Linked DNA regions of Homo sapiens: region 2 is linked to region 1. The links are chromatin loops, found by intact Hi-C in ENCODE. Cell type or tissue: K562. All regions are shown on one strand. Each heading gives the region's core, and the rest is flanking DNA. Links, peaks and the distances in the headings are about the cores only. Region 1 has its middle 270 kb from the start of LINC02852. Region 2 has its middle 320 kb from the start of LINC02852.

The links. Hi-C counts contacts between places; a loop is a spot of excess contacts. Peaks named below come from ENCODE experiments on the same cell type or tissue, not always from the same donor. Only the 100,000 strongest peaks of a DNase experiment are listed, where the experiment ranks them.
Region 2: it touches region 1 in a loop (2.5-fold over the local background); 5 of 110 quality-filtered maps call a loop at or near these places.

Annotation. Positions count from the first base shown.
Region 1 is chr15:94,853,137-94,861,475 of GRCh38, forward strand. It overlaps the pseudogene LOC440311. Among named protein-coding and RNA genes, the nearest start is that of LINC02852, 270 kb to the left of the region's middle. RefSeq lists an enhancer at 2,816-3,316. In K562, for the core only: no CTCF peak of the experiment used is centred there; DNase peaks (open chromatin) are centred at 2,475, 2,815 and 4,555; H3K4me3 peaks cover 4,396 bases.
Region 2 is chr15:94,908,136-94,916,474 of GRCh38, forward strand. No RefSeq gene overlaps it. Among named protein-coding and RNA genes, the nearest start is that of LINC02852, 320 kb to the left of the region's middle. In K562, for the core only: no CTCF peak of the experiment used is centred there; a DNase peak (open chromatin) is centred at 4,806.

The sequences.
Region 1 (8,339 bases), core at 171-8,170:
ATAATCTCATAATCTTCTCTCCAAGGTTTTGCTCATTTAATTTTTTTTTATCTTACTGAGTTGATTCAAAGAACTTGTCTTTGAGCTCTGAGATTCTTTCCTCGATTTGATCTATTCTCTGTTAATACTTCAGAAAGTAAAGTATAGTATTATGAAATTGTATTCTGCAATTCTTGTGGTGAGATTTTTTCAGCTCTAGAAGTTCAGTGTGGTTCTTTCTTAAAATGACTATTTTGTCTTTCAGCTGTTGGATCATTTTTCCAGATTTCTTGAATTTCTTAAACTGGGTTTCAACTTTTTGCTGAATCTTGATGAGCTTTCTTGACATCCAGATTCTGAATTATATGTCTGTCATTTCAATCATTTCAGACTGGTTAAGAACTATTGCTGAGGAGCTAGTGAACTCATGAGAAGGTAACAGGACACTCTGGCTTTTTTAATTGCCAGAGTTCTTGCTGATTCTTTCTCATCTGGGAGTGCTGGTGCTCCTTCAACTGTGGTATAAATTGCGTATAGTCGGTTGGCTTCATTTCTGCATGCTTTCAGGAGGCCAGGACTCTGTATATGATCTTTATTTGTGGGTGAATTATTGTGCTTAGTTTCACAGGTGTATATATTAGCAGCATAATTTTTGGTATTTTAGTTTGGGCTGTGAGGCAGTAGATGGCAATTAAGAGCAATGGCCAGCAGCTAGGCTAATACACAGCTGCATGCCTCTTTTGTACTTTCTTGTGTTCATAGGCGTGTTCTGTGGTGGGGTGGAGAGACAGATGGCCCTGCCAGGCCTGCTCCTGGGCCTTGAGGGGAACTTCTCTGGTCACTGGTGCCCCATCTGCATTTCTTTTGTGAGAAGTCCCAGGCTGCAGGGTTCCCTAGGGCTGAGGCTGTGGCAGGGAGACAGGCCACACCCTTTGTGGACCAGCCCTGTGGAGGGAGGCATGCTCCATGAACATCCTGGCCCAGGAACCTGCACATCTCACCCCTTCAGTGCTCTGAGAGGCTCCTCCTCTGCTCAAATGCTGGCCACAGATTTGGGCTCAGTACTCCTGAGCTATGAATCACAATCCTGTGGGCAACAGGATGTCCTGTGACTTGGAATCAGGCTCCAATTGCACTGGGAAAACCAATGTGTTCCCTGGTTACCCAAAAAGTACTCTGGTGGAGCTATGCGTCCAGACTGGGCTGTGAGGCTGCTCTATGCACCCGCTCCTACAGGGTGGCTGGGCATGGGCCTTGAGATGGACCAGCAGGCAGAAGGGTTTTCAGAACAGATGTGCCCCAGTCCCACAGGAGAACTGGCCATACTCCCCGTTGGCTCAGTGGTCAGCTGGGGTGACAGCCTTCCAGAGGCAGATGGGGTACCCTGGGGGATTGATGTCTATGACTACACTCTGCCAGAGCTTTTCAGTATACGAAAGCTCCCAAGCTCCACACTGTCCAAACACCTGTCTCTGTTTGCTCCTCAGGGACATCCTAATACCAGCTCACACAACTATGGGGGGTGTGAGGCCCCCTGTATCTAGGATTCCAGAGGTCTTCAGCAAGAGTGAGGTACCCCTCAGTTCCCTAACTCATCTCTTGCCCAGGAGCTGTTAAGGGCCAGGAACTACTAACCCTAGTGTTAAGCGTACCCCACACAGGGTTCCCATCTCCCTCCCTTTCCAGCATGGGCTTCAGCATTACCTCTATCCACTCTCAATGTTTTCTCAAAAGACCTGCCCAAATTACGTTGGTTTGTTTGACAATTTGATCTCTTTTAATGGGAGCAGCACTTTCTGGCTGCATCTAGTCGCCATCTTGTCTTGTGTCTGTCTTCATATTTTATTTTCGAAGACTGACAGACGTCATTGAACGGTTAGTTCTCAAAAGAATTACGTCAATTATGTAAACTGAAGGGACTGACAAACAGCATTGGATAAATACCATAACCTTTGTATTTTATATTAAATGGAAATTTGTAAGTGGGATTTTTGCTTGGAATGTGACTCCTTTCTTACGTTATCAGTTCCATTTCAACAACTTTTCTAATCCTTCAAAATCTCGCCTTCCCGTGAATACATATGAGATACCTCTTTCCCACCATGGCTGCTCATCTCTTAGTCTTGTATCTTGTTATATCTTATTTGTTACATATTCTTGTATTTATTTGTTATATAAAGGAGATCCACATTGTGAATTAATGAACTCAGTGTTATGCCAAATTTTACTATTCATAGCACATTTTTCATGTTTCTGGTAGATATTTTTAAGTAACTTGATATAATAGATTAAAATGTATATATTTCAAAAGAGAAAAGGAAGCAGTAAGAAATAAGATAGAGGAGGGCCTTTGACAAGATGGCGGCAGGAGGCAGTGGCGTTGGTGGGAAGCACAGCTCGAAAAGCGATAACGATTCTGGTTTCCTGGGGCTGCGGCCCATTTCGGCGGACCCAGCGCTGAGGCGGCGGCGGCGGCGAGGCCCAAGAAATAAGAAGTGGGACTGGCGGAGGCTTGCGCAGGAGCCGCTGGGGCTGGAGGTTGACCAGTTCCTGGAAGACGTGCGGCTACAGGGGCGCATGAGCGGTGGCTTGTTGAGAGAGGCCCCAAATGAAAAACTCTTCTTCGTGGACACCGGCTCCAAGGAAAAAGGGCTAAGAAGAGAACCAAAGTCCAGAAGAAGTCACTGCTTCTCAAGAAACCCCTTCGGGTTGACCTCATCCTCGAGACACATCCAAAGTCCCTGCCCCCAAAGACGTCCTCGCCCACCAGGTCCCGAACGCCAAGAAGCTCAGGCGGAAGGAGCAGCTATGGGAGAATCTGGCCAAGCAGGGCGAGCTGCCCCGGGAGGTGCGCAGGGCCCAGGCCCGGCTCCTCAACCCTCCCACAGCCGGGGCCAAGCCCGGGCCCCAGGACACCGTGGAGCGGCCCTTCTACGAACTCTGGGCATCAGACAACCCCCTGGACTGGCCATTGTTTGGCCAGGATGAGTTTTTCCTGGAGCAGACCAAGAAGAAAGGAGTGAAGCGGCCACCACGCCTGCACACCAAGCCGTCCCAGGCACCCGCCGTGGAGGTGGCGCCTGCCGGAGCTTCCTACAACCCGTACTTTGAAGACCACCAGACCCTGCTCTCAGCGGCCCACGAGGTGGAGTTGCAGCGGCAGAAGGAGGCGGAGAAGCTGGAGCGGCAGCTGGCCCTGCCCGCCACAGAGCAGGCCGCCACCCAGGAGTCCACGTTCCAGGTAGCCGTGCGAGGGGCTGCTGGAGGAGTCAGAGGGTCCGGGGGAGCCAGGCCAGGGCGAGGGGCCGGAGGCTGGGGATGCCGAGGTCTGTCCCACGCCCACCCGCCTGGCCGCCACAGAGAAGGAGACGGAGCAGCAGCGGCGGCGGGAGAAGGCTGCGCGCAGGCTGCGGGTACAGCAGGCCGCGTTGCGGACTGCCAGGCTCCGGCCCCGGCACCGGGAGGTGTTCCTGCTGCGCGGGATCAAGGCCCAGGTGGCCCTGAGGCTGGCGGAGCTGGCGCGGCGGCGGAGGCAGCGGCAGGCACGGCGGAAGGCCGAGGCTGACAAGCCCCGAAGGCTGGGGCGGCTCAAGTACCAGGCACCTGACATCGACGTGCAGCTGAGCTCGGAGCTGGCAGACTCGCTCAGGACCCTGAAGCCCGAGGGCGACATCCTTCGAGGCCGGTTCAAGAGCTTCCAGAGGAGGAATATGATCCAGCCTCGACAGAGAGCCAAGTTCAAACCCAGGTACAAGGTGAAGCTGGGGGAGAAGCGGGCGTTCCGCGAGATCCAGTTGTAGCTCCCATCAGAGGCCGGAGCCTCGCCTTTCAATAAAAAGTCCCTTCTAGCTAAAAAAAAAAAAAAAAAAAAAGAGGAGGAAGAATTGCAAATAAAATGGCAGGCATAGTTCTAAGTGCTTTACATATGTATTCACAGTAAACCTTCGAAAATAATACTATTATTGGCTTCATTCACATGAGGAAACTGAGGCTCAGAGAGAAAAGTTAGGCAACTTTTCTGGATTAAATGGTTAAGTGGCAGAAACAAATATAAACTAATAAAATCCAATTTTAGATGCAGTATAACCCTGCTGTCCAGTTATACAGATAGGTAGAATTGGTGAGATTGAGGAATTATCAATAGAAAACAAAGTAAAGAGAATCACAGAGAAAAATAAGGCAGGAGAGGCAGAGAACAAGTTAGACGCCTAGAATATAAGAATAGAACATGTTGGAAAACCTGTAGATTTAGGGATAAGAGAGACCTTGGTTGACATGAAAATTAAATGACTTAGCTGAAGGAAAATTAATTATCCAATTAATGCTTGTTTCTTCCTTTCTTTCTGAATTGTTAGGTGAATTATCCTTGCCATACTATGTACATTTTCTTCCTTGAGGAGAAATCTCCTCATCTCAACTGTATTGTGCTGAGAAATATAGAGCCAGAATGCTAATGCAGAGGTGAATGATCCATTTACAATCTGCACCAAGTGTGCATGCTTTTGTGTTTGTTCATATGCCTCTGTGTGTGTGTGTGTGTGTGCGCGCGCACATGGGTGAGCGTGTGTGTGTTGATGGGATGGGGGGTTATGCTTCCATCCCTTTATTTAGGACAGTTCTTTTCTCAGGTGAAAATATACTGAGTGGATAGAAATCTCCTCTCATTATTTCTGTGTATCATTGCTCTTCTGCCTCAGAGGCTCATCTAGGGATAGAACTGTTGTTGACCAATATTCTTCTTTGAACTCTGCATCTACTTTTGTATGTTTTTGAATACAGCAGTAGGAAAGTGAAGTTGGAAAAACAAAAGTTCATAGTTTTCTGCTTTCATACTCCTAATTTGAGCTCACTAGGTTTTTGTTTTGTTTTTCACTAAATCTGAATTAAACAGAATCGCTAGGTTTTTCTTATTGTTTCACAAGACCTGTACAGCATTAGAGTTAAACACAATCACCAACATTAACTTATTACCCAGTGAAAACGTTTCTGTGTTTAACATTCCAGATAGACATCACCAAGTCCTAGATTGATAGGAAACCTGGGAGTCGTCTGGGCCAACCTCCTGTCTGAGGCTGGATTCCCGAGACTCATCTTGAAAACGTGAAAAAGGACTCGCTATTTTACAAGACAGACCACCTCATCAATAAAGAGTTTCACTTCAAATCCAAGAATGTGAAGAATTTAAAGGGATTTCAGTAGTCATCAAGCATTCCCTATCCTTTTCATAAGATCTCTGGCACTCATCATGCATTCTACTTGAATTTTTTCAATAATAGGACACTCACTAATGTGTGAGACAAGCCTAGTATTTCTATAAGTTTCTCCCATCTCTGAAAACTGTTCTTATGACCTCTTCCCACACCTAAAAATCTCTTCTCTGAAGACCATGTGTTACTCATTTTATTAACCATTTCTCTTTCAATATTGTTTTAAGATCTCTCATTGTCTAAATTGTCATTCTCTGCATGATTTATGTAAGGTATAGAAAAAGGAATTTGGCACAGTAAATACCTCAGGTGTGTTTGACAAATACCACGTAAGAACACGGGATGGAGAGTTAAGGCTCATCTACTCACCAGCTGTACAGCTTTAAAATGATCACTTAGTCACTTTCAAATACAGAGCATTCTTTGGGGTTGTTCTGGGGCACAATTTAGCCAAAACATTCAAGAATATCACTGTTAAGTCTCTCAATATAGATATTCAAGTTTTTAAAACACAGCCAAAATGTGTGTGATTCATTTGTTTGGCTGCTGATGTTGTGTGTTTGGTTTCATTTTGTATTCACTGAAACTGCAGGCTCACATGATACTTCCAGGTAACCAAAGCCTTGGATTTTTTTTTAATTCACCTTTTCAGATTAACATGAAGCAAATTTCACTCTTTTTGATGTGCATTAATAACCACTAACTCAATCAGGATATTAAAGAGTCTGTCACCATCCCCATTCCCCTGTGCCACTCTAGAGTGAACACCCCACCCTCCACCCTCTACCTGGCAGTTCCTGGCAACCACTGATGTATTATTTTCCTGTAAATTTGCCTTTTCTGGAATGTCATATGAATGGAATCATGCAATATGTAGCTTGTGTCCAGGTCTTGGCAACTTTGGTAAAGTTGCTATAACCATTGTGTACACACTTTATGTAAGCATAGATTTTATTTCTTTATGGTAAATGCCACAGAACAGTTGCTAAGTAATATATGCTTAGCTGAATAAAAAACTCAAACTATTCTCCAAAGTGACAGTATCATTCTGCATTCTGCATTCCCACAAGCACATATGAAGAGATATTCTATGTAACTCCTTATTATTATTTTAATATTCATGAGATGAGTGCAATGACCTCTTTTATTCCTGTTGTTGGTAATTTATGTCTTTTCTCTTTTTGTTAGGGTAGGTTGGCAAAAGTTTGATACATTTTGTTGATATTTTCAACGAAACTGCTTTTAGATTTATTTTCTCCATTGTCTTTCTTTTTTTAGTTTTATTGATATCTTCTCTACTGCTTCTTATTTCCTTTTTTAATGCTTTTTCTAGGTTTAGTTTGCTCTTTATTCTTTAACTTCCTGAGGTGGAAGCTTACATTATTGATTTTTAGATATTTCCTTTTTCCTCTTATGTGCTTTTAGCGCTTTACATTTCCCTCTAAGCATTTCTTCCGCTGCTCCCCACAGATTTTGAGAAGCTATACTTTTATTTTCATGTATTTTACAAATATTTTAAAATTTATCTTTAAACTTCTTATTTGACTCATGGGTTATTTAGAATTTTTATTAATATCAAAAGACATGGGGATTTTACAGCTATCTTTCTGTTACTAATTTCTTGTTTGAATCCATTGTGTTCAGAGAATGTATTTTGGTTTCCATTCTTTGATATTTGTCAATGTATGTTTTATGGCTAAAGGTGTGGTCTATTTTCATAAATCTTCTATGTGCTCTCACGATTATGATGTATTCGTCTGTCATTGAATGGAGTGTTCCATAAGTTACAATTAGATCAAATTGATAAGAATGCTGTTCAGGTCTTCTATATCTTTACTAATAATCTGCCTCCTTGATCTACCAATTATTGAGAGATGGGTGTTAAAGTCTACAAATATAAACGTTGAATTCTCTATTTGTCCTCTAAGTTATGTCAGTTTTTGCCTATTACATTTTAATTAACTGTTGTTAGAAGCATAAAAGTTTAGGATTGTTATATCTTCTAGAAGAATTTACCATTTTATCATCATGCAATGTCCCTCTTTATCCCTAATCACATGACTTGTTCTAAAGTACTTGTTCTTTGTTTGAAATTAATATATCTACTCCTACCTTTGTTTGATTAGTGTTAGCATGTTATTTCTTTTTATGTCCTTTTACTTTTTTTTTTAATTTTACTTTAAGTTTTAGGGTACATGTGCACAACGTGCAGGTTTGTTACATATGTATACATGTGCCATGTTGGTGTGCTGCACCCATTAACTCGTCATTTACATTAGGTATATCTCCTAATGCTATCCCTCCCCCCTCCCCCCACCCCACAATAGGCCCCGGTGTGTGGTGTTCCCCTTCCTGTGTCCAAGTGTTCTCATTGTTCAGTTCCCACCTACGAGTGAGAACATGTGGTGTTTGGTTTTTTGTCCTTGCGATAGTTTGCTGAGAATGATGGTTTCCAGCTTCATCCATGTCCCTACAAAGGACATGAACTCATCCTTTTTTATGGCTGCATAGTATTCCATGGTGTATATGTGCCATATTGTCTTAATCCAGTCTATCATTGTTGGACATTTGGGTTGGTTCCAAGTCTTTGTTATTGTGAATAGTGCCGCAATAAACATACATGTGCATGTGTCTTTACAGTAGCATGATTTATAATCCTTTGGGTATATACCCAGTAATGGGATGGCTGGGTCAAATGGTATTTCGAGTTCTAGATCCCTGAGGAATTGCCGCACTGACTTACACAATGGTCGAACTAGTTTACAGTCCCACCAACAGTGTAAAAGTGTTCCTATTTCTCCACATCCTCTCCAGCACCTGTTGTTTCCTGACTTTTTAATGATCACCATTCTGACTGGTGTGAGATGGTATCTCATTGTGGTTTTGATTTGCATTTCTCTGATGGCCAGTGATGATGAGCATTTTTTCATGTGTCTTTTAGCTGCATAAATGTCTTCTTTTGAGAAGTGTCTGTTCATATCCTTCACCCACTTGTTGATGGGGTTGTTTGTTTTTTCTTGTAAATTTGTTTGAGTTCTTTGTGGATTCTGGATATTAGCCCTTTGTGAGATCTAATTAAACTAAAGAGCTTCTGCACAGCCAAAGAAACTACCATCAGAGTGAACAGGCAACCTACAGAACGGGAGAAAATTT
Region 2 (8,339 bases), core at 130-8,129, 55 kb after region 1:
TCTTTTCTTCTGCTAGCTTTGGGGTTACTTTGTATTTGTTTTTCTAGTTCCTCTAGCTGGGGTGCTAGTTCATTAATCTGAGCTCTTTCTAACTTCTTGAGATAGATGTTTAGCACTGTACACTTTCTTCTTGCCAGTGCTTTTGCTGTGTCCCAGAGATTTTGGTATGTTGTGTCTGTTTTCATTTATTTCAAATAATTTTTTGACCTTTGCCTTAATTTCACTGTTTACCCGAAAGTCATTCAGGAGAAAATTGTTTAATTTTCATGTAACTGTGTGGTTTTAAGAAATCTTCTTTATATTGAATTATATTTTTACTTTACTGTGGTTCAAGAGTATGGTTGATATGATTTGGATTTTTAAAAATTTTTTGAGACTCACTTTATGGCCAAACATGTGGTAGAACTTGAAGTATGTTCTATGTACAGAAGAGAAGAATGTATATTCTGTAGTTGATGAGTGGGCTATTCTGTAGATATCTATTTGGTCCAGTAGTCAAGTGTCAAGTTTAAGCCCAGAGGTTTTTTGTTAGTTTTCTGCCTCAGTGATCTATATGATTCTGTCAGTTGGGTGTTGAAGTCCACCACTGTTTTTGTGTGGCTAAGTCTTTTTGTAGGTCTAGAAGTACTTGTTTTATGAATCTAGGTGCCCCAATGTTGGGTGCATATATATTTAGGATAGTTAAGTCTTCTTGTTGAAATGAAATCTTTATCTTTATGTAATGCCCTTTTTGGTCTTTTTTTTTTTTGATGTTGTTGGGTTAAAGTCTGTTTTATTTGATATAACAATAGTGACTCCTGTTCTTTTTTGTTTTCCTTTTGTGTGGTAGATCTTTTGTGAACTCTTTACTTTGAACCTATGGGTGTCATTACATGTGTCATAAGTCCCTTGAAGACAGCACATGGATGACTCTTGTATATTTATCTAACTTGCCAATCTGTGACTTTTCAGTGGGACATTTAGACCATTTACATTCAAGGTTAATATTGATAATATGAGGTTTTGATCCTACTGTGAAGTTGTTAGCTGGTTGCTTTGTAGTTTCTATTGTGTGGTTGCTTCACAGGGTCTGTGGGCTATGTACCCTATGTATTCTGTGTATGTATGTATATATGTATGTGCACTATGTATATGTGTTATTGTGGTAGCAGGCATCATTCTCTTGTTTCTATATTTAGAACATTCTTAGGGATCTTTCACAAGGCTGGTCTAGTGGTAACAAATTCTCTTGGCACTTGCTTGTCTGGAAAATATTTCATTTATTCTTCACTTACGAAGCTTAGTTTGATAGAATATGGAATTATTGGTTGGGATTTCTTTTCTCTATAAATGCTGAAAATAGGCCCCCAATCTTTCCTAGCTTGTAAGGTTTCTGGTGAGAAGTCCACTTTTGGCCTGATGAGGTTCCCTTTGTACATAATCTGACTTTTGTCTCTAGTTGCCTTTAAGACACTTTCTTTAATATTGACTTTGGACAGTCTGGTGATATATCCAACATGGCTAAGCATATTCTTGATCTTTGTTTACTGACAGACGGTCTCTGTTGCCTCAGGCATTGGGGTGATTCATAGAATGCACAGTGGTCTGAGCTCCCTGATCTGTCTTGTTGTGGCAGGGACCATGATGGGCAGAGCCAGACCAGATAGGTCCCCCTACAGGTTCCCTGATGGCAGCCATGATCACCAGTACTGAGGGAGAATCCACTGGGTGGCCACCAAGCACCCAAAAGTGTGCCTAGGTGTGGAGCTGGGAATCTTCCTATCCCCAAGTTCTCTGCATAAGGATGGGAGACAGCCTAAACTCCTAATCCAGGAGAATGGGTGCTCCAAATGCCTGGAGATCTGCCTGGGCATGGTTGGGGAGGGCCTCTCTCCACACAAATCTCTGCACAGGAAGGGTGGGACTTACCAGGCTGTTTATCCAAGTGAGTGGGTGCTCTGAATGCCTGGAGATCTGCTTGAGCATGGAGCAGAAAGGACCCCTCTGCACCACGATCTCTGCACAGGAAGGTGGGCCAACTCAGGCTTTGGAACTAGACAAGCATGGGTTCTGAATGCCTGGAGATCTGCCTGCATGTGTAGCAGAAAGGGCCTCCCCTGCACCAGGATCTCTGCACAGGAAGGATGTGGGAGCTCAGGCTGCTAATACCAGTAAGCAGGTGCTCCAAATACTTGGAGATCTGCCTGTGCATGAAACACAGAAGGCCCCTCTGCATCACAGTTTATGTCTGTGAAGGATGAGATGACTCAGCCTGCTGGTCCAGGCAAACAAGTGTTCTAAATGTCTGGATGTCTGCCTGAGGCTAAAGTGGAGAGGACCCTGTGGCACTATGATCTCAGGGGAGCTGGCTGGAGCACCCAGCACATACAGTACCATGTCACCAAGCTGGTCCTGGCTGCAAGTCTTGCTACCCCAAAGAAACTGCAGCTGTGGCAGCTTTCCTCCAACTCCAGGCTTTTGGTGGGGGGCTGCACAATTCCATCTCCTTCTGCTGAGGTGCCTTCCACAGTTCTAGCTGCGAAGGCCCCTGATGCACTCCAGAGCAGGTGTTTTGATCTCTGACCCAAGACTAAAATGCCTGCATGGCCACACTACTGGGCCACCACAAGAATGACTGACTTTGTATGTACCTGGATTAAAATGGCATCCTGCTGCTGGCCCCGGGGTCTGAGAAAATATCTGCAGCTTTTCCTGGTGTCTTTTCCTCACAGTGTCTCCAAACCTCTCCACAAGTTAGCTCCGGGACTTGGGAGTAACAAAGTGCTCTCCCTTGGCCTGGATTGCTCAAATCCCCAGTGGAAAGTGAGTCACAGAGGGAGGCTCTTTGCCTTTCTCATGTACTGGGGCTTCACTTACTTTTATCAGTTGGATGGCATCACAGGATCTTTTTTGTTAGCAATCGCCTTCCTGGGATGTGGGGTCTCCTTTATGATTCCAGTGACTTCTGTCTTCTTGAATTAAAGCTTACAAACTTGATCTTTATGTAGTATTTTGCTATTTCCAAGTGGCTGAGGTATGCTAAAAGCGTCTAATCCACCTTCTTTGGTGATGTTCTCTCTCTCTTTTTGTTTACTTACCTTCATTTTTTAAAAAGAAAACATTCTTAGGGTTGTGGGTTTTTTTGTTTTTTGTTTTGTTTTGTTTTTGCCCTATTTGAGAAACCTTGACCTAATGCAATATTATAGGTTTAAAAAAATTTTTTTGTTATATATACACTAGCTTTAATCAGCCTCTAATCCACCATCTTTGATGATTTTTCTACCTCCTTTTTGTTTTCATCCCTTCATCTTCAAAAGAGAAAAAGTTTTAATTTTAAAGTCATTTTAATAATAATGATAATATTATTTTCATCATTTCGAGGGGTTGTGCTTTTTGTGTCCTATTTAAGAAGTCTTCACCTAAGCCAAGATTATAGGGTTTTTGTCTGTTTTTCTTTATATACTTACTAGCTTTATCATATATGATCCATTTTTGTTTGTGATGCAAGGGATGTCGAAATTGACTTTTTCTCATACAGATATTCATTTGTTTCAGCACCATTTCTTAGAAAACCATTTTTCCCCATGGAATTACCTTGGCATCTTTATCAAAAGTCAGTGTTCCAACTCTACTTTTCTGATTCATGAATCTTGTATATCTCTTTATTATTTTAAATCTTCTTTAACTTTATTTTGCAGCGTTTTACAGTTTTCTGTGTCCAAACTTGCATATCTTTTAAGTTATTACAATGTATTTTAATTTTTCAATTAAATTATGTGTAGACATTTTTAAAATTTCATTTTTAATTGGTCACTGCTAGTACACAGAAGTATAATTTAATTTTTGCTTTTGTTTGCTTATTTCTGTATATAGACCTTGTATCTTTTAACCTTATTAAATTAACTTTTATTTTAGCAGGGTTTTTGTTTTGTTTTAGATTTCTTAGGATTTTTTCTGCAAACTGTTAATGGCATTTTTGAATAAGGGCAGTTTGATTTTACCCTTTCAAACTGTATGCCCTTTATCTTACCTTAATTTTCTGGCTAAGGATGCAGGACAATGTTGACAGTAAGTAATGAGTAGACATTCTTGCCTTGTTTATTCATTCTAGGTAGAAAAGATTGATCCATTCACTGTTGAGTATAATTTAATGTTTATTTTCTCACATTTCTTTTTAGCTTGAGGAAGTTTTTTTCTATTTTTAGTTTGCTAAGGTTTTCTTTTATTCATGAACAAGTATCAGATTATGTCAGATGATGTTTTTTCTTCAACTAGTTCAATGGTCCTGTGGTTTTCTCTTTTTTTTCTATTAATTAGAGGAGCTATATTGATTGTTTTTTCAAGTGTTGAAGCAACATTGCATTGCTGGAATATATCCCACTTGGTTATAATGTATTATCCTCTTTATGTATTGTTGGATTTAATTTGCTAGTATTTGTTAAGGATTTTTCTGTTTATATTTGAAGCTAATGTCTTTGTCTCATTTTGGCATCACAGTTCTACAGTCCTACTAAAATGACATGAAAAGTATTCCTTCTCTATTCAGTAAAAGAGTTTTTATAGAATTAGTATTATTCATTTCTTAACTATTTAATAGTATTTATCAATACATATACCTAGACCTGGGGTTTTGTTAGTGAGTGTGTAATAAATAATTTGCCTATCCAAATAGGAGTCTATCTTTTGACCTAGGCTCCTGAGGAGTGATCTCTAAGCCTTGGAATGTCCTGCCTGATAAGAGTGTCATTATTTATCTGGAGGCTTTGGGCCACACCGGGTAGTCTGGTAGTCTAACAGGGTAATTTATGGTGGAGCTTTGAGCCACATGATATCCATTCTACCTGTATAAGTGCTAGAGCCTAAAGGTCAGCCACATGCGTAGTTAATGACATCTATATCTACATGGCTGAGTCACCCCAGAATTCTGGGTAACAAGGCTTGGATGAATTTTCCTGATTTGGCAATATTTTGTATATTTTGACAGGCATCATATCTGGATAAAATTAGCACCGTCTGTGACTTCATTGGCAGAGGACAACTTGAAGCTCTGCTCCTGGAAGTTTCTTGTAATCTGCCCCACTAGTCTCTTCCCGTGGCTCATTTTTAATCTGTGTACTTTTACTATAATAAACCACGATAACCATTAGTATAACAGCTTCCATGAGTTCTGTGAGAACTTCTAGCAAATTATCAAAACTGAGGGTGGGCTTGGAGACGATCAAATTTGCATTTAAAAAATTGATATAGAGATATTCGAGTTTTAGATTTTTTCTGAATCAGTTGGTAGTCTTTACCTTTAAAGGAATTTGTCTATTTCATGTAGATTGTCGAATTTATTGGCATAAAGTTGTTCATAGCATTTTCTTATCTTTTGACTATTTGCATAATCTGTAGCGATGTCCCTTCTTTTATTCCTAGTATTGATAATTTTATTTCTCCTTTTTCCCCCTAGATCATTTTTCTAAATATATAATTGCTTTAATCTCTGTAAATAACCAGTTTTTGGCTTCATAACTTTTCTATTATTTCTTCATTTTCTATTCCATTGACTTCTGCTCCTATAATTTATTTTTTATATACATTGTGGTTAATTAGTGTTTCTTGTAGTAATTTCTTAAGGTGGAATCTCAGATGATCAGATTTGTGTGTTTCTTCTTTATTAAGACAAATATTTAAAGCTATAAAATTTCCTCTAAGTACTGCATTATCTGCATCTCTCAAATTTTTATACACTGTATAATCATTCAAAATATTTTCTGATTTCTCTTAAAACTTTTTCTCTAGATTATAGATTATCATGTAATTTCTCCTTTTTAATAAATTACTAGAATTATGTTCCTTAATTTTCATATATTTGGTGTTTTTTCTGATTACTATGATTATCATTTTCTAGTGTAAATCTCAGTTTGTTGCACAGAGTATGTTTTCAGTACAGAGTATGTTTTCCGTCTTTTCTAAGGTATTGAGACTTGTTTTATGATCTATCATATGGTCTATTGGTAAATATACTATGTACCCTTGAAAGGAATGTGTATTCTGTATGTTTTTAATGTTCCATAAGTATTCAAGTCAAAGTATCTCATAGTGTTATTCAGCTCCTTTGTTGAGTTTGTATAGTTGTTTCATCAGTTGTTGAGAAAATGATGTTAAACTATGATTGTACATAATAGATTCTACAATCTATAGCTATGATTGTAGAATTGTCTTGTTTCTCTTTTTAAATTTGGTTAATTTTTACTTAACTGTTTTGAGTGATATTATAAGGTATAAATACATTTATAATTGTTGTGTCTTCTTGATTAATTGATTCTTTTATCATCATAAAATGTCCCTCTTATCCCTGATAATACTTTCTGTCTTGAAGTCTATTTTATCTGATATTAATAAAGCCACTTTGGCATTTTTATGCATATTGTTTTGCATGGTCTAGCTATCCATTTACTTTTGGTCTATCTATATCTTTATGCTTAAAGTGTGTCTTTTGTAGGTAGCTTATGTTTTGACCATGATTCTTTTATTTAATCATTTTTTCTCTCTAAAGTCAATTCTTACTATTTTCCATCTTTTTCACTTATAATGTGTATATATAATTTTACTTAAGTGAGAATAGTTACCTATGCTGCTTTCAAATCCTTGCCTGATTTTTGTAGTATCTGGGTCATCTTGAAATAAGTGACTTGATTTCTTTTCTCTTGAAAACAGTTTCTATTTTCCTGCTTCCTTATATGTCAGGTACTTTTAAATTGTGTTTTAGACATTATGAGTGTTAACATGTGGAGATTCTGGGTTCTTTATTTTTCTCTGATTAATGTTGTTTCCTTTGTTTCAGCAGGAAATTATCTTGGCTGGGCTTAAACTACAAACACCATTTTAGGCATTAGCTTGGGTCTCTGTTCAAATCTTTTGATTTTATCTGTGCTGCTTTCAGTCAGTTACACTGATGCATGGTTTAGAGTTATTCAGTGATGTGGATGGACAGACTTTGAACATTCTATTTCTGGCTCTTTTCATTCTGTGAGTTTCCCAATTTCTATTGTGGTCATGGATCCCCTGGTTTTAAGTTTTTGGTTCACCAAGTAGGAATCCCTTTTTTCTCATGTGTCCAGCAGTCGAAAAAAATGAGAACTAACTTCATTTGATTCCCCTGCTTGGAGTATGTATTCTCCACCAGAGTCTGCCTACTGCATTTGTCTTATATGAAGGTTTTTACTGATTTTCTGAACATGAGTCAGTCTGCAGGGTGCTTACTCTGGTATTACTGGAAATAGAATACAATAGCAGTAATTTTCATGTAACTGTTTCCTCACCCTCGTCTGAAGTTTAGGACTATGGAATCCAATGTTGTAACATTTTCTGTGTACAAAGGATTTTCCAATCCCTGCTTTTGGTGCTAATTTTTTCTTCTTTAGGTCTTTCATGGGGTTTTGTTCATCTATCTATTATAGAATTTAGAGCATAATGTTTCCTTACACACCTGCCTGTCCACACCAAATGTGACCAGTTTAGAAACAGTCCCTTTATGGGTTTCTTAAATTTGTCTACTTTGCATATATTGTGAGAAGATCCCTTTTTACAATAAATATGGTGATGGATACTTCTGCTTCTGCCAAAAAAAAAAAAAAAAAGATGTAAAAAGGCGGGTTGAATATTGTGCTGCTCAACTGAAAAGTTAATCTTTTCTACACCCATACTACCCCGAATGCACCCAATCTCGTTTGAATATTATACTGCCTCGTATTGACTCTAGATAACATGAAATTGATGACATTTCACCCTGACTCTTTTCTGCTTTGCTGCACCCATCATATAACCTCCATTCCCTCCTCCAGCCTCCGCCTGTGTACAACACCAGCCAATTAGGGCCTGGTTTATTGTGAGAAAGGTATGAACCCTTAAAAACCTACATTTAATCTACTTTAAAATGTTGTTTAGGGACCCATATTAATGGAGTGGTCCCTGAACTTATATTTTCTTGATTTTGGATAATAAGCATTTTCTGTACACACATACAAAAATGATGCCTGGTTATATTTGTTTTCATGAGTATATTTTGCCATGTAGAAGATGAGCTTAATAATCAAAACGAAATCCTGTCTTAAATTTAGGATGCTGTTATAAACAGTTGGATAATATTTCAGTTCCCTTTCTGTAATAAGATGACCAATTTGTTTATAATATTTTTCCCCGAAGGCTTGAACACAGGTTCCTGCAGAAATGAACACAAAGATCAAGTCATAAATGAAAAGAGACACACATACATGTAACACTAAATCACACAAAGGTTCATAATTTTTCTAATTCAACTTGTGAAATCAATTAAATTATTGTCAGTTTAGCATTTTAAATGGAACTCCAAAAAA